Regions from separate parts of the Homo sapiens genome. Here regions 2 and 3 are each linked to region 1. Evidence: chromatin loops called from intact Hi-C (ENCODE). Cell type or tissue: HCT116. All regions are shown on one strand. Each heading gives the region's core, and the rest is flanking DNA. Links, peaks and the distances in the headings are about the cores only.

Region 1 (8,562 bases), core at 2,029-7,028:
AAAAGAAAAGAATTCCTCATGAGATCGCTTGAACGCGCGAGTTGGAGGTTGCAGTGAGCCGAGATCACACCACTGCACTCCAGCCTGGGCAACAGAGGGAGACTCCGCCTCAATTAAAAAAAAAAAAAAATTCCTCATGAGACATTAAGAGTTACAGCTCTTTGCCGGGCAGGGTGGCTCATGCCTGTAATCCCAGCACTTTGGGAGGCCGAGGCGGGCGGATCACGAGGTCAGGAGATCGAGACCATCTTGGCTAACATGGTGAAACCCCGTCTCTACTAAAAATACAAAAAATTAGCTGGGTGTGGTGGCGGGCGCCTGTAGTCCCAGCTACTCGGGAGGCTGAGGCAGGCGACTGGCCTGAACCCGGGAGGCGGAGCTTGCAGTGAGCTGAGATCAGGCCACTGCACTCCAGCCTGGGTAACAGAGCGAGACTCCGTCTCAATAAAAAAACAACAACAACAAAAACAAAACAAAACAAAAAAAAAGAGTTACAGCTCTTTTAGAATTTGTCTGGCAGGCTTTCCAGTTTTTGCCAGTGTGAACCCAAAATATCTGAGATAGGCCTCAGTTAATTTAGAAAGTTTATTTTGCCAAAGTTGAGGACACGCGCCCATGACAGCCTCAGGAGGTGCTGATGACATGCGCCAATGTGGGCAGAGCACACTTTGGTTTCGTACATTTTAGGGAGACATGAGACATCAATATATGTAAGATGAACATTGGTTCAGTCCGGAAAGGCAGGACAACTGGAATCAAAGGTGGGACAACTTGAAGGGCAGGTGGCTTCCGGGGTCTTAGGTACAGAAGAGACAAATAGTTGCATTCTTTTGAGTTGCTAATTAGCCTCTTCAAAGGAGGCAATCAGCTTTGCATTTATCTTAGTGAGCAGAGGGGTAACTTTAAATAGAGTGAGATGCAGGTTTGCCCTTAGCAGTTCCCAGCTTGACTTTTCTCTTTAGCTTAGTGATTTTGGTGCCCCAAGATTTATTTTCCTTTCACCCTGGAAAGCCCCTTAAAAACAAAAAACAAAAAACAAAAAACAGTTCTTGGCATTGAAGTCTAAAAAACATTGTTTTTCCGGTCTTCCTGTAGATGACTTAGTAGAGAGTCTTCAGTCTTTCAGTGAGTACCAGAAATCAGTGCAGTCTGCTGCTTGTAATTGAGTACTTCGTGTGGGTCGAGTACTCAGTCAGTACATTTCTAGGGATGGAGGCACCTTGGTCCCATAGACCTCTTTCTGATGGTCCTGCTTGATCCAGGCATAGAAGCTGGGATAGCTGCATGAAAGAATGGATTATGTCACCTTCAGATACACTCCTTAAATGTATGTGTAGATTGTACAACAGCAAGGTTAAAGCTGTATTTTCTGGCAAGTATCTCCACATTTCCCTTTCTTATTTTGAACAACATGACTTGCTGGATCTGCCTGGTAGGGGTATCCAAATGTCATGGATACTTTAGTGCTTGCCTTAATTGAGCATTCTGTCCAGTTGATGCTCATGTTTAATCTCCCTAAAATGTCTTCTCAGTTGGTTTCTGATCTAGTCCTTCCTCTGTAATTATTTCTTTTCTGTCTTGTCCGTGAAGTCTTCTTCCTCTTCCTGCCTCTCATTATTGCTGTTCCCAAGGTATCCAGTCTTTTTCTTTCTTTCTTTCTTTCTTTTTTTAGGTGTAGTCTCACTTTGTCTCCCAGGCTAGAGTGCAGTGGCATGGTCTTGGCTCACTTCATCCTCCGCCTCCCAGGTTCAAGTGATCCTCCTGCCTCAGCCTCCCAAGTAGCCGGGACTACAGGTGTATGCTACCACACCTGGCTAGTTTTTGTACTTTTAGTAGAGACAGGGTTTTGCCATGTTGGCCAGGCTGGTCTCGAACTCCTGACCTCAGGTGATCCACCCACCTTGGACTCCCCAAATGCTGGGATTACAGGCGTGAGCCACTGCACCTGGCCCTTGGTTTGCTGAGACTTTTTATCATCCAGTGGGTATTGAACTTTTAAAAAAAAATTTTTAAGTCAGGTCTCACTCTGTCACGCAGTCTGGAGTGCAGTGTTGCGATCACAGCTCACTGCAGGTAACTCTGACTTCAGTCTCCCAGGTAGCTGGAACTGCAGGTGCACAGCACAATGCCTGGCTAATTTGTTTATTTTTTGTACAGACAGGGTTTTGCCGTGTTGCTCAGGCTGTGAGTTTATTATTATTATTATTATTATTATTATTATTATTATTATTATTATTTTCTGAGATGGAGTCTCGCTCTGTCGTCCAGGCTGGAGTGCAGTGGCTCAATCTCAGCTCACTGCAAGCTCTGTCTCCTGGGTTCACGCCATTCTCCTGCCTCAGCCTCCCGAGTAGCTGGGACTACAGGCGCCTGCCACCACGCCCAGCTAATTTTTTGTATTTTTAGTTAGAGACAGGGTTTCACCGTGTCAGCCAGGATGGTCTCGATCTCCTGACCTCATGATCTGCCCGCCTTGGCCTCCCAAAGTACTGGGATTATAGGCATGAGCCACCGTGCCCGGCCGTTGAATTATTATTATTTTTTTAGCTAATAGACCAGAAGAATGAATTTAATTATTATTGAGATGATTATATTGTTTTATTCTTTTTCAGTGGATTGATTGATATTAACCTATGGATTGAGTTAATTTTATTAATGTTTTGATTTTCAAATGTTAAATCAGCCTATTTTCCAGGAACAAAGTCATATTGTTGCTTTATCCTTTTAAAATATATTCCATGACAAATTGTTAGATATTTTTGTGTCTTTGTTCCTGAAAGAGTCTGTTGTTTTCTTTCTTTCTTTTTTTTTTTTTTTTTTTTGAGACCAAGTTGTCGCCCAGGCTGGAGTGCAGTGGCATGATCTCAGTTCATGGCAACCTCTGCCTCCCGGGTTCAAGCGATTCTCATACCTCAGCCTCCTGAGTAGCTGAGATTACAGGTGTCTGCCACCATGCCCAGCTAATTTTTTGTATTTTTAGTAGATATGGGGTTTCACCATCTTGACCAGGCTGGTCTTGAACTCCTGACCTCAGATGCCACCCGCCTCAGCCTCCCAAAGTGTTGAGACTACAGGTATGAGCCACCATGCCTGGCTGTTATTTTCCTTTCTTAAAAGTCTTTTTTTTTTTTTGAGAAAGAGTCTCACTCTAATGCCTAGTCTGGAGTGTAGTGGCCCTATCTCAGCTTACTGCAACCTTTGCCTCCCGAGTTCAAGCGATTCTTGTGCCTCTGCCTCCCAAGTATCTGGGATTACAGGCAGGCACCACCAGGACTGGCTAATTTTTGTATTTTTAGAGAGACAGGGTTTCACCATATTGGCCTGGCTGGTCTTGAACTCCTGGCCTCAAGTGATCTAACACCACCTTGGTCTCCCAAAGTGCTGGGATAACAGGCGTGAGCTATCACACCCGGCCTCTTCTAATATCTTAATTTTTTTTTTTTTTGAGACAGAGTTTCGCTCTCATCGCCCAGGCTGGAGTGCAATGGCGTGATCTCGGCTCACTGCAACCTCCACCTCCCCAGTTCAAGCGATTCCCCTGCCTTAGCCTCCTGAGTAGCTAGGATTATAGGCGTTAGCCACCACACCCGGCTAATTTTTGTATTTATAGTAGAGATGGGGTTTCATCATGTTTGTCAGGCTGGTCTCAAACTTCTGACCTCAGGTGATCTGCCTGCCTTGGCCTCCCAAAGTGTTGGGATTACAGGCGTGAGCCAACATGCCCGGCCCAGTCTTTTGTTTTTTTTTTTTTTTTTTGAGACAAGGTCTTGCTCTGTCACCCAGGCTGGAGCGCAGTGGTGTGATGATCATAACTCACCTCTCCCTTGAACTCCTGGGCTCAAGCAATCTTCTGATCTCAGCCTCCTGAGTAGCTGGGACTACAGGCATGTACCATAATGCCTGGTTACTTTTTTGTATTTTTTTTAGAGATGGTGTTTTGCTATGTTGCCCAGGCTGGTCTTGAACTCCTGGGCTCAAGTGATCCTCCTGTCTTGGCCTCCCAAAACATCGGGATTACAGGTATGAGCCACTGCCCCCGGCCTTTGTTAGGTTTATATCAATTTTATGCCTGTTTCAGAAAACATGTTTAGTGTTTTCTCTTTATTCTCCATGAGTGCTTGTGTAAGATTGGTGCTATTTATTCCTTAATTGCTTGTAAAATTACAGCAGTGAATTTTTCTAGGGTCTGGCTTTTCTTTATGAATAATTTTAAAATTATAGATTTAATTTCTTTATATTAGGGAAATTATCCTTTAGAACTTGATACAAGTCCTAGTTGTTTGTTTCTACCTTGTCATTTGTCATCCCCAGGTGGGTGGCAGGTGTGTTTGTTCCAGGGCAAAGCTATGTCTCACACACACTAGTTCACATAACCCCATTCAGACCAAAAATTGTTCACAGTTTACTTTGCTTTTTGTCTCTTTATCTCCAAGGTTGGTCTGTAGTGAACTCAAAGCCTTAATTCTATCCCAGTCCTTTTAGTTAAGGTCAGCAGTGACCTCTAGTGGTGAAATCTTCAGTCTTCCTCTTAACATGACTTTCTTTTTTAAAAATTATCTAGTGAATTACTCTTTCTGTTTGTTTGTTTTTGAGATGGAGTCTTGCTCTGTTGCCCAGGCTGGAGTGCAGTGGCACGACCCCAGATTACTGCAACCTCTGCCTCCCGAAGTGCTGGGATTGTAGGGTTGAACTACTATGCCTGAACCCTCTTACGTGGCTTTCTAGCCACGTAATCATTGATTACAGGCACACCTCGTTTTATTGTCCCTTGCTTTAATGTACTTTGCAGATATTGTGCTTTTTTTTCTTTTTTCTTTTTTCTTTTTTTAACAATTAAAAGTTTGTGGAAACCCGGCATTGAGCAAATCTGTAGACAACATTTTTTTTTTTTTTTTTGAGACAGAGTCTCCCTCTGTCACCAGGCTGGAGTGCAGTGGCGTGATCTCAGCTCACTGCAACCTTGGCCTCCTGGGTTCAAGCGACTCTTCTGCCTCAGCCTCCTGAGTAGCTGGGACTACAGGTGTGCACCACCATACCCAGCTAATTTTTGTATTTTTAGTAGAGGTGGGGTTTCACCATGTTGGCCAGGATGGTCACGATCTCTTGACCTCGTGATCCACCTGCCTCAGCTTCTTGAAGTGCTGGGATTACAGGCATGAGCCACTGCATCCGGCCTTTTTTTTTTCTTTCTTTTTTTTTTTATAAATAGAGATAGGGGTCTCATGTTGTCACCCAGGCTGGAGTGCAGTGGCATGATCTTAGCTCATTGTAACCTTGAACTCTTCGACTCAGGGGATCCTCCTGCCTCAGCCCCCTGAGTAGCTGGGACCACAGCCATGCCTGGCTATGCCTGGCTAATTAAAAAATTTTTTTTGGCCAGGTGCGGTGGCTCATGTCTGTAATCCCAGCACTTGGGGATGCCAAGGCGGGTGGATCAACTGAGGTCGGGAGTTTGAGACCAGCCTGACCAACATGGAGAAACCCTGTCTCTACTAAAAATACAAAATTAGCTGGGTGAGGTGGTACATGCCTGTAATCCCAGCTGCTCGGGAGGCTGTGGCAGGAGAATTGCTTGAACCCAGGAGGCAGAGGTTGCGGTGAGCCGAGTTCACGCCATTGCAATCCAGCCTGGGCAACAAGAGCAAAACTCCATCTCAAAAAAAAAAATTTTCTTTTTGGGCCAGGCGGATGGCTCATGCCTGTAATCCCAGCACTTTGGGAAGCCGAGGCAGGTGGATCACCTGAGGTCATTAGTTTGAGACCAGCCTGGCCAACATGGCGAAACCCTGTCTCTACTAAAAATATAAAAATTAGCCAGGCGTGGTGGTGCACACTTGTAGTCCCAGCTACTCGGGAGGCTGAGGCAGGAAAATTGCTTGAACCCGGGAGGCTAAGGTTGCAGTGAGCCGAGATCATGCCACTGCATTGCAGTCTGGGTTTCAGAGTGAAACACTGTCTCGAAAAAAAAAAAAAATTTTTTTTTTTTGGTGGAAACTTGGTCTCACTATGTTGCCCAGGTTGGTCTTGAACTCCTGGCATCAAGTGATCTTCCCATCCCACCTTGGTCCCCCAGAGCTCTGGGACTGTAGGCACGAGCCACCTCACCTAGCCTCACAACTGTTTTTCTTTCTTTCTTTTTTTTTTTTTTTTAGCATGTGCTCATGTTGTGTCTCTGGGTCACATTTTGGTAATTCTTGCCCTATTTCAGACTTTTTTTTATTATCTATTATGGCAATCTGTGATCTGTGATTTCTGTTATTATTATTGTAATTGTTTTGACCGTATATAAGATGGTTAAAATTAACAAATGTTGCCTGTGTTCTGACTGCTTCACTGACTGGCTGTTCCCCTTTCTCTCTCCCTTTCCTCTGGCCTCCCTATTCCTTGAGACACAACAATATTGAAATTAGGGTAGGTAACTACCCTGCAGTGGCCTCTCAGTGTTCCAGTGAGAGGAAGAGTCATACATCTCTCACTTTAAATCAGAAGCTAGAAATACTTAAGCTTAATGAGGAAGGCATATATCAAAAGCCAAGACAGGCCTAAATTAGGCCTCTTGTGCCGAACAGCCCAAATGTAAATGCAAAGGAAAACTTTTTTTTTCTTTTTTTTTTTTTTGTTTTGAGACAACGTCTCACTGTGTCACCCAGGCTGGAGTGCAGTGGCATGATCTTGGCTCACTGAAACCTCTGCCTCCTGGTTCAAGTGATTCTTCTGTCTCAGCCTCCTGGGTAGCTGGGATTACAGGTGTGTGCCACCATGCCCGGCTAATTGTTTGTATTTTTATTTTATTTATTATTATTATTTTTTTTTATTGATCATTCTTGGGTGTTTCTCGCAGAGGGGGATTTGGCAGGGTCATAGGACAATAGTGGAGGGAAGGTCAGCAGATAAACAAGTGAACAAAGGTCTCTGGTTTTCCTAGGCAGAGGACCCTGCGGCCTTCCGCAGTGTTTGTGTCCCTGGGTACTTGAGATTAGGGAGTGGTGATGACTCTTGATGAGCATGCTGCCTTCAAGCATCTGTTTAACAAAGCACATCTTGCACCGCCCTTAATCCATTTAACCCTGAGTTGACACAGCACATGTTTCAGAGAGCACAGGGTTGGGGGTAAGGTCATAGATCAACAGGATCCCAAGGCAGAATTCTTCTTAGTACAGAACAAAATGAAAAGTCTGCCATGTCTACTTCTTTCTACACAGACACAGCAACCATCCAATTTCTCAATCTTTTCCCCACCTTTCCCCCTTTTCTATTCCACAAAACCGCCATCGTCATCATGGCCCGTTCTTAATGAGCTGTTGGGTACACCTCCCAGACGGGGTGGTGGCCGGGCAGAGGGGCTCCTCACTTCCCAGTAGGGGCGGCCGGGCAGAGGCGCCCCTCACCTCCCGGATGGGGCGGCTGGCTGGGCGGGGGCTGACCCCCCCACCTCCCTCCCGGACGGGGCGGCTGGCCGGGCGGGGGGCTGACCCCCCCCACCTCCCTCCCGGGGCGGCTGGCCGGGCGGGGGGCTGACCCCCCCACCTCCCTCCCGGATGGGGCGGCTGGCCGGGCGGGGGGCTGACCCGCCCACCTCCCTCCCGGAAGGGGCGGCTGGCCGGGCGGGGGGCTGACCCCCCCACCTCCCTCCTGGACGGGGCGGCTGGCTGGGTGGGGGGCTGATCCCCTCACCTCCCTCCCGGACGGGGCGGCTGGCCTGGCGGGGGCTGATCCCCACCTCCCTCCCGGACCGGGTGGCTGCCGGGCGGAGACGCTCCTCACTTCCCAGACGGGGTGGCTGCCGGGCGGAGGGGCTCCTCACTTCTCAGACGGGGCGGCTGCCGGGCGGAGGGGCTCCTCACTTCTCAGATGGGGCAGCTGCCGGGCAGAGGGTCTCCTCGCTTCTCAGACGGGGCGGCCGGGCAGAGACGCTCCTCACCTCCCAGACGGGGTCGTGGCCGGGCAGAGGCGCTCCTCACATCCCTGACGGGGCGGCGGGGCAGAGGTGCTCCCCACAACTCAGATGATGGGCGGCCGGGCAGAGACGCTCCTCACTTCCTAGATGGGATGGCAGCCGGGAAGAGGCGCTCCTCACTTCCTAGATGGGATGGCGGGCGGGCAGAGACGCTCCTCACTTTCCAGACTGGGCAGCCAGGCAGAGGGGCTCCTCACATCCCAGACGATGGGCGGCCAGGCAGAGACGCTCCTCACTTCCCAGATGGGGTGGCCGCCGAGCAGAGGCTGCAATCTCGGCACTTTGGGAGGCCAAGGCAGGCGGCTGGGATGTGGAGGTTGTAGCGAGCCGAGATCACGCCACTGCACTCCAGCCTGGGCACCATTGAGCACTGAGTGAACGAGACTCTGTCTGCAATCCCGGCACCTCGGGAGGCCGAGGCTGGGGGATCACTCGCAGTTAGGAGCTGGAGACCAGCCCGGCCAACCCAGCGAAACCCCGTCTCCACCAAAAAAATACGAAAACCAGTCAGGCGTGGCGGTGCGCGCCTGCAATCACAGGCACTCGGCAGGCTGAAGCAGGAGAATCAGGCAGGGAGGTTGCAGTGAGCCGAGATGGCAGCAGTA
Region 2 (6,780 bases), core at 1,781-6,780, 260 kb before region 1:
CAACCAGAACGTGTCATGATGTCCCTTCTCTGGGACCTTCGGAAGGATCCCAGCTCCTGCCCACACCTCACCTGTGTGAGGTAGGCATCCGGCAGCCCACAGCCACCTACACCTGCCCTGCCACCTATGTCCCACCCTCCCATCCTCACCAGGTGCCCTCAGGCCCACGAGGCAGGCTCTTCACTTCCATCTAGAATTCTCTGCCGCCTCCTCCCTGCTCAAGTCCCTTCCTATCTAAACCCCTCCTGACCTCCAATCCCACAGGGGTGGACAGGGCTCTCTCCCTGGTAGGGCCAGGCTGGAACCACGGTCCTGGATAAATACAATTCCCTGTGACTCCAAGCTCTGCAACTAGGCCATCCACCCAGAAGTACCGGCAGGCGCACCTCATACCTTGCAGTCAAACAGCACCCCGTGACCCACTATGAGGCTTTCAGTCTTGAAGGCCCTTGTGAACCTCAGGCAGGGCTCAGGAAACCCACAGATCCCGACCCAGGGCTAATGCCTGGCGGCTCCAGTAGCTCAGACAGTTTCCGCCTGGCCTGCCCTGTGCTGGGATGAGCTCACCTTAAAGTTAATGTGCCCGTTGGGCAGGTGGTTGGTATGGATTTTGTGCAGGAAGTAGATGTCCTTAACGAAGAGGTTGAACACAGGGATGACGATCTTTTCACGGCTGCTGTTGGCCATCTGGGACCTCTGCGTGGCCCCCTGCAGGGCTGTACGGTAGTTGCAGAAGTTGCTGGACGGGTCCATGTGATGCTGTGGGCACAGGGAGGACCTGGTGAGCATCACAGCCCCATGCCCCTCCGACCTGCTCCAGATGCCCCTCTGCAGAGCAGGAGGCAGCAGACAGAGAAGGCACCTGGCCCCTGGGCAGCCTGGGAGTTAGCACGGGGGAGGGGACGCCCAAGGGTGCCTGGCTGAGCCCTGGGGCCAGGGCTTCTGAGTTCAGGTCCTGGCATCCTCTGGAAAGCCACAGAAGTGTCACTGCCCTGCCTGCCAGGCCTGACCCTCGCCCTCCTTCCTTCAAGACTTCCCTTTGCTCCTCTACTTAGATCAACACCTCCCAGACCTGACCAGCTCCACAAGACACATGCTTTGCAAAAATGGACTCTGTGGTCAAACACATCTGAGGAAGGCTGCAGGTGACCCTGTCTGCCAGCCTCTGGGCCATCTAGACCAGCCAGGACCTGGAGACACTGACCAAGGAAAAGGCAGTGTCTTCCAACACAACCCCACTCTTGTCAAACTCTTGCTTAACCGCATTCCACTCTGGAACTCGCCTTAGGTGATGCCGGGTCTGCCTGAAGTAACCGAGGACAACTTAAGTCCCCACTGCTGGAGGACGAACATGCCAGGCCAGCTCAGCCAGCACTGTAGGTGCTAGCCCCAGGGAGAGGAGGGCAGCCCCCCACCCCCACTGTCAGGGCCCCCTTCGGGCCATTGCGGGACGAAATGGGTGCAGCTCGCAGCTGTGACGGGGCTCAGGTGCCTACCTCCAAGACATCAAACTTGGCTGTCTTGACCTTGGACCAAGTTTTCTTCAGCCTTGCCACAGGACTGAGGTTCATGCCAGCTGCAGAGGACAGCAGGTAGGGTCAGGGCCGGGGGGGTGGGCCATGCAGCAGCCCCACCCTGGGTGCCCAGTCACTCACAGATGATGGCCATCATGGAGTTGAAGTTCCCGATGTTGAAGCACTCCCGGGCCACATCAATGAAGAACTCCAACATGCGGGTCCGGTGTTTCTTCTTCACCACCTGGAAGGTGGCAGGTGACCTCAGCATGGCGCTGCCGGGGGACAGCAGGAGCTGGGGCCGCCGGGCAGAGGAACAGAGGGGCAGGGAGGACCTCGGGACTTAGCTTCTGGCCACAGCGGGCTGATCCAGGTCCATGGCTGCGTCTGGGAGGTCCAGACATGTGCACGGCCTATGCTCAGGCTCCTCAGTCATCAAAGGGAAGGCACCATCTGCCCCAGAGGGCTGTGAGGGCTGGCAAAGCCTCACACAGGCAAGAAAAATGGTGCTGGGCACAAGGGGAGCACTCCACGGATGGGGTGTCTGTTGTCATTGAAGGAATCGCTGTATGTCGGGGTTGGGGGACCACCAAGGCCCTGACAATGCAACAGGGACTTTGTGCATTCACTCTTAAAGTTCCATCATCTAATTCCTGGGGCAAGATCAGGGTCTCACTGGGTGTGGGCATGGCAGCCACCCCACCATGTCTGCCATGGGCACTTACCCGGCACACCTCAGTGGCCACCAGCATGCTCAGGCAGTTGAACCAGTTGTCATAGGCCTCCAGGCTGTAGGTCTTGGTCAGGTCCCCTCGGCACTGGAAAGGACACAGCAGGTCATAGGGGGCCTGGAGGACCATGGCTGGACAACTTAGTCCCCACAGCTGGCCCTGGTCCCCAGCTATGGCTCAGCCTGCACCGCAGCAGCCTCAATCATGCCTGCGTGCTCCTTGCTGCCCAGTGCAGGGCTGGCAGGCCAGGCTGGCTCCCTGGCCCAAATCTGTGACCTCTCCCAGCATTCATCATCCATGACCAGCACAGCCATCTTGGAGCAGGTGCTGCCTCTTGAAGCAGGTGCTAGGAGGTCCAGTGCCACATCCATCGGGGCTCATGGCCCAGCACTCCGGAGACGCTCGGGGCGTGCTGAGTGAGGCCCACACCCACCCTGCATGGAGCGCAAGTGCTGGGCAGACAGGGCTGGCAGGGGTGCCACAGGCCTTGGCCCACTTACCCTGTGGTTGTCCAAGGAGTCCATGTGGCTGACGATCTGCATCAAGTCCTCAGGGTAAATGCTGCTGACCCTGTCCTGGGGTGGAAGATAGCAAAGGGAAGGTGACAAGCTTCCCCTGGAGAAGGGACAGCACTGCATAGGCATGCGGACAGGGAGAGGAGGAGCTGCCCAGGGCACAGGACCTTCACCTCCTCCCAGGCCAGTCCTCCATCCTAGGGCCACTGCAGTCCCCACTGCAGGACGACACTGCTCCAGCTCCTCCCACTGACACAGCACTGCTGTGTTCCTGAGGACGTGAGTGCCAGGCACAGAGGTGCCCGCCACTCAGACGGACACACATCTGGCATGAAGTGTGGCAGTCAGGGCTGGCAAGCGCACTTCCCTGATGGCTCAGTGTGACTAGCAGGGGCCTGAAGTGCTGTGCTGAAAGAGGCACTGTGGTCCCACAGCCCCCACCCCCAGTCAGGGCATAAGGCAGCACTGACCAGCTCAATGTGAGTCAGCTGCTGGGCCAGCACCAGGGGGTCGCAGCACACGCCCAGGATGTCCTTCTGGGCGGCTGGTGGCTTGGTCTTGAGGATGGGCCCCTTGTCTACAGCCGGTGGCCGGAGCTTCTCTCGCAGTTCCTGGAGCTGGCTCCGGGCAGCCAAGGACAGCAACAGGCTCTGTGTCATCTGGGCAATGGCCTTCTTCACTGTGCCATTCTCCTGTGGGGTCAAGGGCAATAAGGGTGCCAGCATGGGCTGGCAGCAAGGCCACCACCACTGTGGGTAGGATCCATCTCACCTCCAGGGATGTGCCTAACCAACGTGAGCCCACAGCCCCTATCTAAACCGCAGCCTTCAGGCCTTCAAGGACAAAGTGGGGCACAGCATGGGCTCCTCTGAGGACTGCTGAGGAGGGGTCTCAGTGGGCTGTCCTGCTGCAGGACGAGGCTAAGGGCAGAGACAGGCTCAAGACTGAGCTTCTGGGTCTGAAAAGCATGGCTTTTTCAGAGGCGGCCCACTGAGCTGCTTCCTGAAGCAGGAGCAGCCCATAGAACAGTTTAAGGCATGGGAAAGGCTTCTGCCAAAGCCAGGAGTCTCTGCCCCCTAGTTGGGAGCAGCCTGGGGTCCCTGGCTCCTCCTGGAGTACTCGGGGTGAACAGGAGCTGCTAAGCACAGGGAATGCTTCCACTGTGGAGGCCCAGTTGGCCCAGGCATCTCCAGTTCTCTCTCCACCAAAGGCAAAGGTGAAGACATTTGAAAAATGGGAGACCGGTTTAAAGCCTTACCCCCACCTCCTCTCACTAATCCAAGACAGGCAGAGCCTTACAAACTCTCAATAGGCTCCCACTCCAGGGACAAGGACAGCAAGGGCCAGGAGAGGGTTGAGACAATGATTGCCAGGCCCGCAACCGGGCTGCAAGGTCCCTGCTTGCAGTATCATGGGTGACCCTGGCCCACTGCTGGCCAGCTGAGCTGTCATCTGGGGGAAGGGAGGTTGAATGGGGCCAGCCAGCAACCCTCCTGGGGGAGTAACATGGAAGGGGACCACATACAGAGTTGTCCCCGAAGCCCCCACCCTCCCGAGGGCAGACCCTGGCACACACCCAAAGACCCTGGCCAGAGCCCAGGGAGCACTCACCTCATCACACTGGGTGACACGGTGTGTGATGGCTTTCAGCTCGGCCATGGCCTTCTCATCCTGGAAGTCATAGGGGAAGGCCTCGGTCCACTCCTTCAGGAGCTGCACGATCTTGGCTGAGAAAGACTTCAGCTTGGCCTGGGGCAGCAGGGGATACAGAGTAAGGCCCCACAGGGCAGAGTAGGGTACTAGATGGCAAATGGTGCAAGCTTCCCACATCCCCAAGCCACACCCCAGGCCCTGTGCTGGGCACAGCCCCCAACTGCGTGCCACCTGCGGTTTGGCCAAACCTGAACCGCCACATGACTCCTGTTTGGTTCCTTCTTCCTTCCCCTTAAGTTGACTTTCTTTTTCACTTAAATAAACTTATATTAAAAAAACCCACCCCATCTCTAAGGTGACAAAAAACTAATTCCATTTGCTATAATTAGAAGTTACCCATAAAAGCAATACAGTAAAATAACCCAAGCCAAGCCATCCAGTTAGAGGAGAGCTCCCGTCTGCCCCCTGTGGTTGAAAGGGCGACAGCGCTGAAAGGGGTGTGACCCCGAGGGGAGGCGACGCGCTCCCGCGCCCTAGTCCACAGGCATGCACGACCCCACCCAGCACAGGGCCTAGGGCATGGGGACTGGCCCTCTTGGCTGAAACGACTCCGACCCTCTCGGAAGATGCCCGCGCGGCCTCTGCCCCCGGGGAGAGGGGACTGTGCCCGATGCTCAGGCGCCGCGCCCCCATCCTCCAATCCCCCAGAACGCACCACAGGCCAAGCCCCTCCTGCGCCAGCCAAGACTCCGCGCCAGCCCACACCAGCCCCACTCAGACCGCTGGACCCCGCCCCCGGCCCCCGCACCACCCAGCCCGCAACTCTGCAGCTTTCTTCGCCCACGCCGCACAGCCTCCAAACCAGCGGATTCCGCCCACGTTGCCAGCCTAGGCCCCCCACCACCCGCTCCCACCACGCCCCTAACCCGGACCCAACCCACAGCTCCAGCCCAGACCTCACCCCAGCCTGGTGTGGCGTCACGCCCCAACTCAGACCCGCCCCACAGCCCCAGCCAGGCCACGCCCCAACCCTAGCCCTGACCCCGCCCCCAGGCCCCACCAGCCCAGCCAGGCCATGCCTAACCCTAGCACTGACCCTGCCCCGAGACCCCACAGCCCCAGCCAGGCCACGCCCCAACCCTAGCCATGACCCCGCCCCCTGGTCCCACCCTGGACCCCACCCTGCAGCCCCAGCTAGGCCACGCCCAACCCTAGCCTTGACCCCGACCCTGCCCCAGCCAGGCCACGCCTCAACCCTAGCCCTGACCCCACCCCCTGGCCCCACCCTGGACCCCATCCCACAGTCCCAGCCAGGCCAAGCCCCAACTCTAGCCCTGACCCCATCCCCCAGCTCTACCGTGAACCCCGCCCCATGCCTCCAGCCCCTAGCCTTGACCTCGCCTCCTGCCCCCTGCCCCCGCCCGTGCCCCAGCCAGGCCCCGCCTCACCTTTTCAGGCCCGGCTTCCAGCTGCTGCTTCTGCTCCACGCAGATCTGCCCCACGCGGGCCAGCAGGTCATGAGGGGGCATAAAGACCCGGGAGCTCAGGAGAAAGGTGAAGATGTACGTCCTCTGAAGGCAGGAGACGGAGAGAGGGCGGAGGGAGGGTGAGGCAGGCCCCCGGGGGCTCACCGCGCTGCTTCACCTGGCCCGGCTGCCTCCCAGGCCCAGCACCGCCGGTCCCGAGGCCATGCCTTCACCTGCCCGGTTCCCTTCGCCTTGCAGGCCCTTCCTCCTCTTACTGCTACCCCGGCCCTGCCTACCTAGGAGGCACGGCTCGAGCCCCGCCTCCCAGCAGCTCTCCCAGGCCTCCTAGCAGTCTTCCTCCGCTGGGATTCTCCCCCTCTCTGCCCCACGCCACCATAGGGCTAACCCCAGCCTGGGACGTTGGTAGGGCTCCATGGTGCTCGCTGCGCCAGGATGCAAGCCAGCTGCTGTTTCAGATCCTCGTGGGCCGAGCTGGAGGTCAGCGGTGGGGAGGGTGGGGGATGCAGGGAGGTTGGCACAGGAGCGGGGCCTGTCGGGAGCAGGGCTGATCCATGGGGCGGGGCCTCATCAGCAGGGGCGGGGCCCCATCAGCAGGGGCGGGGCCCCATCAGCAGGGGCGGGGCCTCAGGGGCAATGCTGGTGGGGGCCCCTGCACTCTCTGACCAGCTCTGGGCCTAGACCCTGACTGCCAGAGCAGGGCCCCTCCATACCACATCCACGTGCCTTCCATCGAGATCCTCGTGGGCTGGGTTCTTGGGCCTTTTGTCTAATGAGGGTCAATGTCTGTGGGAACTTCACTCTAGCTCCTGCTTGTGGACAGGGTAGACTTGCAGGTTGAGGAGACTGCCTAGGGCTTCCTAGAGGGACTCTGCCCCACGTG
Region 3 (8,562 bases), core at 1,834-6,833, 240 kb before region 1:
GGGCTTAGTCTCCACCATTTCTGAGATTCTAGTGCCTGCTAGAGGGACTAGAGCCAGGACTCTGACTCTGCCCAGGTTGGCCCCAGGCCTGCCCTCAACAGCAGGTGCGCCACATCAGAGCCCCTTCCCACAACCGGGCTGCATCCACCTCCTACTCCCTGACCCAGGGCAGGAAGGGTTCTCCCCCAACCACCCAGCCAACACTCAGATGTCCTCCCCATCCCCAAATCCCAGCTCTCAGACTGTCCTGACTGAGCTGAAACGTGTCTCCCTTAACTCCAGGGAGCCCTTGTCCCATCTGCTGAGGCCATGCACAGCAGATGGGCAGGGGGCAGCTGCAGGCCCAGGCTGGATCTAGGCATGGGCTGGGCGTCCAATGGGAAGGGAGTGGGCCCCACCCCAGCTGGGAGCCGGCACCCTCCTCTGTGAGATGCCACCTCCAGCACCTGCTTCCCAGGCGACCGTGAGCACTAAGTGAAGCCACAAAGCTCAGGACAGGCTCAATGCCTGGTGGGTTCTGATGGCATCGGCACTGCAGAGCACTAGCGGTCCTATAGGTTTCCCAGCTGCCTCCCTAGACACACAGCTCTTGGGAGCTGGTGCTGCCCCCTCCCTCATCCCACTTCTGGGTCCTTCTCACCTCCCATGCAAGGGACAGCCAGTGCACCTGCTGCAGACAGCAACAAGTGAGGAGAAGCTGCCTCCTGCTTCTAGGCAGGTGGACCCGTTGACCTGGTTGCACTGTCCTGTCCCAGGCATGGGGGACTCAGAGCTGGCTCTGGTCTAGGGATGGGGGGCGTTGGGGGTGACACTCCCCTGCAGGTCAGGCTCTCCAGTCCTCACCCTCCTCTCTCTCAACCCTTGTTCCCTCTGCAGCAGCACAGTCCTTGGGAGCACATGCTGGCCCCATTCCTGCAGCAGGGCAGGGAACTCCCTGCAGCCCCTGCCTCTCCATCCTCCAGGCCAGGCAGGCATCAGAGGGCAGGGGCCACGCTGTTTCACATAAGCCAAACTTCAAGTACTGCGAAGAAGGGCCGGATTTACCTTTGTGAACCTTCCGGGCTGGCCAGGGCAGTCTCAGGGCCTGGCCAAGGGCCTCAGGCCGGACTCCAACAAGGAGGCGGCTGCCATGGGAACCAGCACGACAGCGCCTCACAGGGCGCCCGCTCCAGAGGCCTGGCCACAGGCGCGACGCGGATAATTAAAGCTTTGTTACAGACACATGATTCATTTTTTCCTTCTGAATTCCCTTCTATTACCCAATACAATTTGAATTGACTGAAGGAATCTGGTCGTCTCCTCTTCACGCTCCTCAGATTCTGCCCAGTCTGGGTTTCTGCCTCTCCCTTTTCCCTTTCTGTCCAGTCAGCTTCTTCTGGGCCTGCTCAGGGCATAGAACATCATTGTCCACCAAGAACCATTCCATTCTTGAGACTCAAGAGGCCCAAGGATGCAGCAGGTGGGACTTCAGAGAATCCCTGCCCTTTCCCGGCAGGCGCTGGCAGCCTGGCCTCCCACTCCAGCCGCCTGGGGAGCCCTGCTCCCCCCTCCCCTTGGCCTCGCTCCCTCTTCGGCCAACGCCATCAGATTCTGCAGGGGTAACGAGAGCCTCCTGTAGATGGGTGGGCAGCCCTGTGCCTCCCAGGGACAGAGCTGGGCACAGGCTTGGATGGGGTCATGTGCAAACTCACGCAACCTTGGTAGCCAGTTCTGTCCTTTCCAGGGAGACCCCTAGGGTGCCACGGAGGAGGGGGCTGGGAAGCAGTGTGCAGATTCCACCCCAAGTGAAATCACCCCTCTGGGGTCCCTGTCCTAGATGGGTTGTCCACTGATGATGACAGGACAGAGCAGGGTGTCCTGCTGCTCATCAGTTCTGGGCAGTGGCCAGGGCGCCTGCTGGCTCCAGTAGGAAGGCACCAGCAATCTGTCCTGCCCAGGCCCACCCGGGCACACTGCCCACATCCAGCCAGCCCTGGAGTCAGCCCCGAAGCAGCAGCCCATGACCAAGAGAGAGGGACAGTGAGCGGGCAGGGTCAGGGCTGAGGGCCTCCAGAGGCAGGAAGGGATGGCCAGCCGCGTAGGCCACACACAGACCTGTCCCGGGTGAGCTGCACCTCCGCCCTCTACAGCCACCTAGGGTGCTGGGATATGGAATAAAAGACATATGGTTCTTTTACTTTTAAATGATAACTAATTACGCTGAGCAAAGATTTTTCCTTTGTGTTCCAAAACAAATAAAAATCCATTTCCCTCACTTGAATTGTCCTCCTGGCAGATGGCTGTGGGAGCAGGGAGCTCTCTCTGGGCCAGTCATGGGGGTAGGGGAAGGGGGCACCCAGCCCCCTGCTGGGTCACAGAGCCATGGGCATGCTCAGTCTGGCAGCCTCTGGGAAACAGCACCCAGACACACGTCCTGACTGCCACCCCCATGCCGTGGACACAGGCAGCTCTTCTGTCACATGCTGTGCGTCTGTCCCCTGGCCCTGGGGGCTGGTAACCGGTGGTTAGACACTGACCAGCCCCAAGAGTACCAGTGCACAGGAATGTGTAATAATGTGTTGTGGTCCTTAGGGTCTCAAAATAAACGGCCAGGCACAATGGCTCACACCTGTAATCCTGGCACTTTAGGAAGCCGAGGTGGAGGATCGCTTGAGCCCAGGAGTTCAAGACCAGCCTGGGCAACATAGGGAGATCCCTGTCTCTACAGAAAAATTAGCCAGGGGCAGTGGCATACACCTGTAATCCCAGCTACTCAGGAGGCTGAGGTAGGGGGATTGCTTGAGCCCAGGAGGTAAAGGATGCAGTGTGCCAAGATCATACCACTGCATCCCTGGGTGACAGAGCCTGGGCAACAGAGCAAGACCCTATCTCACCGGGTGTGGTGGCTCACTCCTGTAATCTCAACACGATGGGAGGCCAAGGCAGGCAGATCACTTGAGGTCAGGAGTTCAAGACCAGCCCGACCAACATGGTGAAACCCCATCTCTATTAAAAGTACAAAAAATTAGCCAGGCACGGTGGTGCACACCTGTAATCTCAGCTACTCCAGAGGCTGAGGCATGAGAATTGCTTGAACCTGGGAGGTGGACGTTGCAGTGAGCTGAGATCACGCCACTGCACTCCAGCCTGTGTGACAGAACAAGACTCTGTCTTAAAAAAAAAAAAGGGGGGGGAGTACTTATGACAAGTAACTCAGCTTAGAGTGAAGTTGCTGAGCCCTCAGAGTGATTAGCATAGGTGTGGTGGACTGCAATGATCAGATGATATCTGCTGTGGCCAGGCATCCCTGAGACCCAACAAGAAAGTGATGTCAAAAGGCACCTGAAGATGATGGCCAGGGACACTCCTGCGGAGGGCCATAAATACAAAGAAGCTGCTCATGACCAAGACACCTGCAGAAGCACTGCCCTCGAGAACTCCGAAGCCTCTTTTCCATTGGAGGCCACCAGACGCCCTGCTGGGAGAAGAGGAGTGATCCCATCCCTCCACCCGGGGGTCTGCGGTCCCTCTGCTCTGAAGGAACTTGGACCCTGGGCAATCAGCAGCTGGTCTCCCCATCCCCCGACACTGTGGTTCGCTCCCGCCTCTCTTATGACTGCCTGGGTGTGTGGAATATATTTGCATGATTGTTGGGGTGTGAAAACGTCCCAATAAACCATGAATTTGTAAGCATTTAATTGGCTGCTGAGTCATCCTGAAACCTCCCCACATCAGTTAGTGCCACCAGGCTGATTCGAACCTAAGCCAGACACAGCCGTCTCCATGCCTCCCCAGGGTGGCCCTCCTGCTGCTCCCCCCTTCTCCAGATGAAGGAACAGAGGCCCAAAGGGCCTCAGTCACCAGCGCCAGTCTGGGAAACTGGTGGAGCTGGGATTGGAACCCTGTCTGATGTGCTACCCAGGGCAACCAGCACAGGGCTCCGGAGAAGGAGAATGGTGTGAGGTGACAGCAGGGGGAGCCAGCCAGGCCTGTGGGATGGACAGGGCCTGACCCAGGAGGAGCTGCCCCTGCTGCATTTGCAGGTTAGGCTGCAAGCGCAGGGCAGCGAGGTGGGGTGGGGGAAATCAGGCCAGGGTCCAAGGGGCCCGTGCTGCATTCTAGCCCCTGCAAAACTGCCCACAAGCCTCACCACCAATGAGTGGCGTAGGCAGAGGGCCTCCCACCTGCTGGGCCCTGTGACACCATCTGGGGGCCTCTGAGGCCCTGCTCTCCACTTCCCAGATGAGATACAGGTGTGGGGCTGAGGACAGGGCACAGCTGGAAGCCGCCCAGGCCTCCTGCCTGCAAGTTGGCCCTTCCTGTCCGTGTGGCCCGGGCACATACAGTCATGCGTCCATTCGCGACGGGGATACCTCCTGAGAAATGCATCTTAGGCGATTTCGTCGTTGTGCAAACCCCAGAGTGACTTACACAGACCAGGATGGCACAGCCCACTACACACCCAGGCTCCGTGGTACAGCCTATTGCTCCCGGGATCCCAACCTGCACAGTGTGTGACTGCACTGAATATACTGGAGGCAACTGTAACACAACGGTAAGGATTTCTACAGCTAAACATAGAAAAAGCACAGTGACAATATCATATTATGAATCTCAGGGGACCACTATGTGGTGCATGACGCTGTCTTTTTTCCCAGCACACCCTCCTAACACTCTCAGAATCTCCAAAGTGGTAAGTGTCTTCTGTGTGCTGATGGACTTCTGGACAGCCTGGCTGGGGGCTGGTTGTCAGGGGAACCAACCATGTGATGAAAGGGTGGGGACTTTCACTCCCACCCCCAGCTCTAGGGACAAGAGAGAGGCTGAAGGTTGGGTCCATCACCAATGGCCAATGATTCAGTCAGTCACACCCACATAATGAAGCCTCCACAAAATCCCAAAAGGAGCGGCTTCAGAGCTTCTGCGTAGGCAAGCAGGTGGAGGGCCCTGGAGTGCAGTGCCTGGGAGGACAGGGAAGCTCCACGCCCCTTCTCACATGCCTTGCCCTGAGCATCCCTTCCTCTTACTGTTCATCTGTGACCACTGTAAAAACCTGCATAGTAAGTGGGTAAATGGAAGCAAGTGCTTCCCTGAATTATGTGAGCTGCTCTAGCAAATTAATTGAATCTGAGAAAGGAGTCCCAGGAGTGGTGATTTGCTGGGTGGGTCAGAAGCACAGGCCACAACCTGAGACTTGCAAATGGCATCTGAAGTCGAGGGAGGGGGACAGCCTTGTGGGACCAAGCTCTCAACCTGTGAGATCTGACTTCGCCTCCAATATTGTCCAAATTGAATTACAGGGCACCCAGCTGCTGTCTTAATGTTAGAGAATCTGGTATTAGAATGTTGTGCTAAATGGCTGAGAGTGGAGAGTAAGAAAAACACTTTATTGGTTTTTTTTTTATAACCCTATTAGAGGTAAACTCCCAAGAACACAAAGCTATGCCCAGGAAACACAGTGAGCACCTCTTCATGCTAGATTCACAACCAGAAATTGCCCAGCAAGTGGTAGATGCCCAAGGGATGAAAATATTGCAGTGCATGCTCTCTGGACAGGGGACCAAGATATGTGAAAAACTGTGTCTAGAAACAGAAAGGCACATTCTACTGTCCAGAGTCTCTGCCACATGGTCGTATGTTATACCACCAATGAAACCCAGTAAAGTCCCCAAATAGAAGTGTGCAGGTGAGAGAATGACATAAGCACAATGTACTATAGTTGGATATTAATATATAACTGATAAACAAAATACCCACTTCATAAAAAAAATCCCTAAATCACACCTGTGTTAAAGATTCAAATTCCAATTACAGATGTCAGAAAAATAACCTTTATAGGAAAACTCTGTATCGAATTTGATATGGCCAAAGCTGTACTCACAGAAAAGTTCATAGACTTCAATAATGTATTGAAGTAAACACTAAGCACTTGATTCAAAAAGCTTAAAAAAGAGCTTCTCAACAAAACAGTGAAACAAACTGGAAGAAGAAACTACTAAAAAGCAAATTAGATGACTTAATCAAAGAATAGAGTAGAACTCCTTATAAACTTCAAGAGCTGATTCTTTGAAAACACAGATTTCAAGGATAACCCTCTTGCAATTCTAATCAACAAAAGGAAAGAAGAAAGGGAGGGAGGGCCAGGCACCCTGGATCATGCCTGTAATCCCAGCACTTTGGGGGGCTCTAGTGAGAACCTGTCTCTATTTCTTTAAAAAAATTATAAAAATTTATTTTAAAAAAGAAAGGGAGGGAGAGAAGAAGGAAGAAAGGAAGGACATGAAAAATACATTGGGCATGAAAAAAGGGAATCTAACTCCAGATATGTAGAAGAAAGTTTAAAACAAACAACTACCTAAATCTGTGGTAAATGATCTGCAAGAACTTTTAATGGTTACTTATATTATCTAGAAAATATAAGTAACCAAAAATAGAGTAAAACTGTTTAGAACCCAAAAAGACCAATAACCATAGTACAAATTAAGTTGAGAGCCAACTAAGCCTCTGGAAAAAATAAAAGAAAGCCCTGGCTGAAATAGTTTCTAAAATGAATTATTTCAAGCCTTTGAGGATAAGATAATTTTATATGATATATAAACTATTTCAACTACACAATTCATATTGAAAAGCCTTCCTATTCATTTTATAAAGCTAAAATAGCATGATTTATAAATGTGACAAATATGTCTCCTAGTAGAAAAGTATGCATAAATTCTTACCTCTGAAAATAGTGAAAAATACCCTCAGCAACATAGCAACACATCAGTAAAATGAACTCAGCAGCATTTTTAAGCACAATAGAGCCTGACCCAGTGGGCTTTATTCCAGGAACAAGAGGATGATTTAGCTCAGAAGAGTTAATAAGTCAACACATTAATAGGTCCAAGGAGGAAAGGCATTTGATGATTTTGCTAGATATAGGAAAGCCTTTGATGAAACTGAATATCCATTCCTGGTGTGCACTCTTGGCAATTAATGTAGGATTCCAGCACACTGTCCTTGATGACGAATACCTATTGGAAATATGGGCCAGTTTCAGACTTAGTAAAACATGAAAAGCCTCCTCATTAAAATGAAGATCAAGCCAAAGACAACTGCTATTATTTAATGTTACTTTGCACCTTTTAGAAAACATAATAAGATAAGAAAACTAAAGATACATTAGAAATAAAGAAGTTGGCTGTTCCTTATGTGTAAGTAATATAATTAATTTCTTGGATTTTCCAGGAAGCCAAACTAAAAATCTGTTCAAACTAGTAAGGTATCAATAATCAATTACCTAACATAAACTTTTAAAAAATCAATAGCTTACTTATCTACCTCCCCTGGGCATATGTGTCTGCCCATAAGTCTGTGTGGAGCTGTTACAGAGATGCTCACACCAGTGGCAGTAGGGGAGGTGTGTCTGTGTGTCTCTGTATGTGTCTGTGTGTCTCTGCATATGTCTGTGTGTCTGTGTTTCTCTGTGTTAGTGTGTCTCTGTTTCTGCGTGTGTGTGCCTGCATGTGTCTATGTGTGTCTGTGTCTCTGTATGTGTCTGTGTGTGTGTCTTTGTGTCTCTGTGTCTGTGTGTGTCTCTGTGTCTGTGTGTGTGCATGTGCCTGCATGTGTCTGTGTGTGTGTGCATGTCTGTGTGTGGGGGTCTGTGGGGGGGGGGTCTCTGTGTCTGTGTGTTTCTGTGTGTCTGTGTCTTTGTGTGTGTCTGTGTGTCTGTGTCTCTGTGTCTGTGTCTCTGCATGTGTCTGTGTGTCTCTCTACGTCTGTGTCTCTGCATGTGTCTGTGTCTGTGTGTGTGCCTGCATGTGTCTCTGTGTCTGTGTCTCTGTATGTGTCTGTGTTTGTGTGTCTCTGTGTCTGTGTGCCTGCGTGTCTCTGTGTCTGTGTCTCTGCATGTCTCTGTGTGTCTGTGTGTCTCTGTGTCTGTGTGCACCTATGTGTGTCTCTGTGTGTGGGTGTCTGTGTATGGGTGTGTGTGTGTGTGTGTGTGTGTGTCCACGGATCTCTCAGCTCTCTAAGCTCCACTACCATCCCCCAGGAACACGATGTCCACAGTGGGCCTGCTCTGCCAACCAGCTCAGCTACCCTGAAGCCACTTTTCCTGGTCACCCACCCAAAACACCACACCACTGCCCCCTCAGGCTGGGCACTCTAGGAACATGCCAGTCCCTGTTTTAAGGACATCTGTTGTATGTGGCCCCAGGGAGGTCCCCAGAGAAGTCATACTCAGGTTGGGGCCAGAGTTGAAGGCTGAGCCTCCTCACCCACGGGGAGGGGGAGAGAGAGGAGGGCGGCGCTCTGACGCATACTTACCGGCCCAAGGCTGGGCAGGGGTGGCTGGCGGCAGTCACAGTGACATTTGGGAAATGCCAGGGGCTGGGTCCCAGCCCGGAAGGCGGGTGTGGGCGGTGACAGGGGTGGGGGCTGGGTTATTCCCCGAGGCTGAGACCACAAGACACCAGCTTTGCCAACAAAACTCCACTTGGCCAGTGGTGCCAGGGGCCGCAGGGCCAGGGCCCAGCCAGCAGCAGGGGCCAGAAGAAGAAACAGAGGGCCAGGTTCAGTGGCTAATGCCTGTAATCCCAG

Evidence for each region. Hi-C counts contacts between places; a loop is a spot of excess contacts. Peaks named below come from ENCODE experiments on the same cell type or tissue, not always from the same donor. Only the 100,000 strongest peaks of a DNase experiment are listed, where the experiment ranks them.
Region 2: a loop joins it to region 1, with 8 times the contacts of the local background. A loop is called at or near these places in 27 of 110 quality-filtered maps.
Region 3: it touches region 1 in a loop (8-fold over the local background); 6 of 110 quality-filtered maps call a loop at or near these places.

Annotation. Positions count from the first base shown.
Region 1 is chr10:43,457,579-43,466,140 of GRCh38, forward strand. All of the region lies in intron 1 of ZNF487 (zinc finger protein 487), which reads left to right. It also overlaps the pseudogene RNU7-193P. Among named protein-coding and RNA genes, the nearest start is that of ZNF487, 25 kb to the left of the region's middle. RefSeq lists enhancers at 365-920, 6,659-7,322. In HCT116, for the core only: a CTCF peak has its summit at 4,501 (motif pointing left); a DNase peak (open chromatin) is centred at 4,483; H3K27ac peaks cover 618 bases.
Region 2 is chr10:43,197,437-43,204,216 of GRCh38, forward strand. RASGEF1A (RasGEF domain family member 1A) reads right to left here. Exons shown (of 13, transcript NM_145313.4): 3 at 5,862-5,984; 4 at 4,372-4,509; 5 at 3,231-3,452; 6 at 2,746-2,820; 7 at 2,240-2,332; 8 at 1,656-1,758; 9 at 1,497-1,576; 10 at 568-759. Among named protein-coding and RNA genes, the nearest start is that of CSGALNACT2, 62 kb to the left of the region's middle. RefSeq lists an enhancer at 4,011-4,512 and silencers at 4,776-4,965, 5,306-5,355, 5,486-5,725, 5,766-5,825, 6,376-6,545. In HCT116, for the core only: CTCF peaks have their summits at 4,871 and 6,702; DNase peaks (open chromatin) are centred at 4,905 and 6,415; H3K4me3 peaks cover 2,203 bases; H3K27ac peaks cover 1,394 bases.
Region 3 is chr10:43,217,632-43,226,193 of GRCh38, forward strand. The region is part of intron 1 of RASGEF1A (RasGEF domain family member 1A); the gene reads right to left. Among named protein-coding and RNA genes, the nearest start is that of RASGEF1A, 45 kb to the right of the region's middle. RefSeq lists an enhancer at 1-191. In HCT116, for the core only: a CTCF peak has its summit at 3,931 (motif pointing right); no DNase peak of the experiment used is centred there.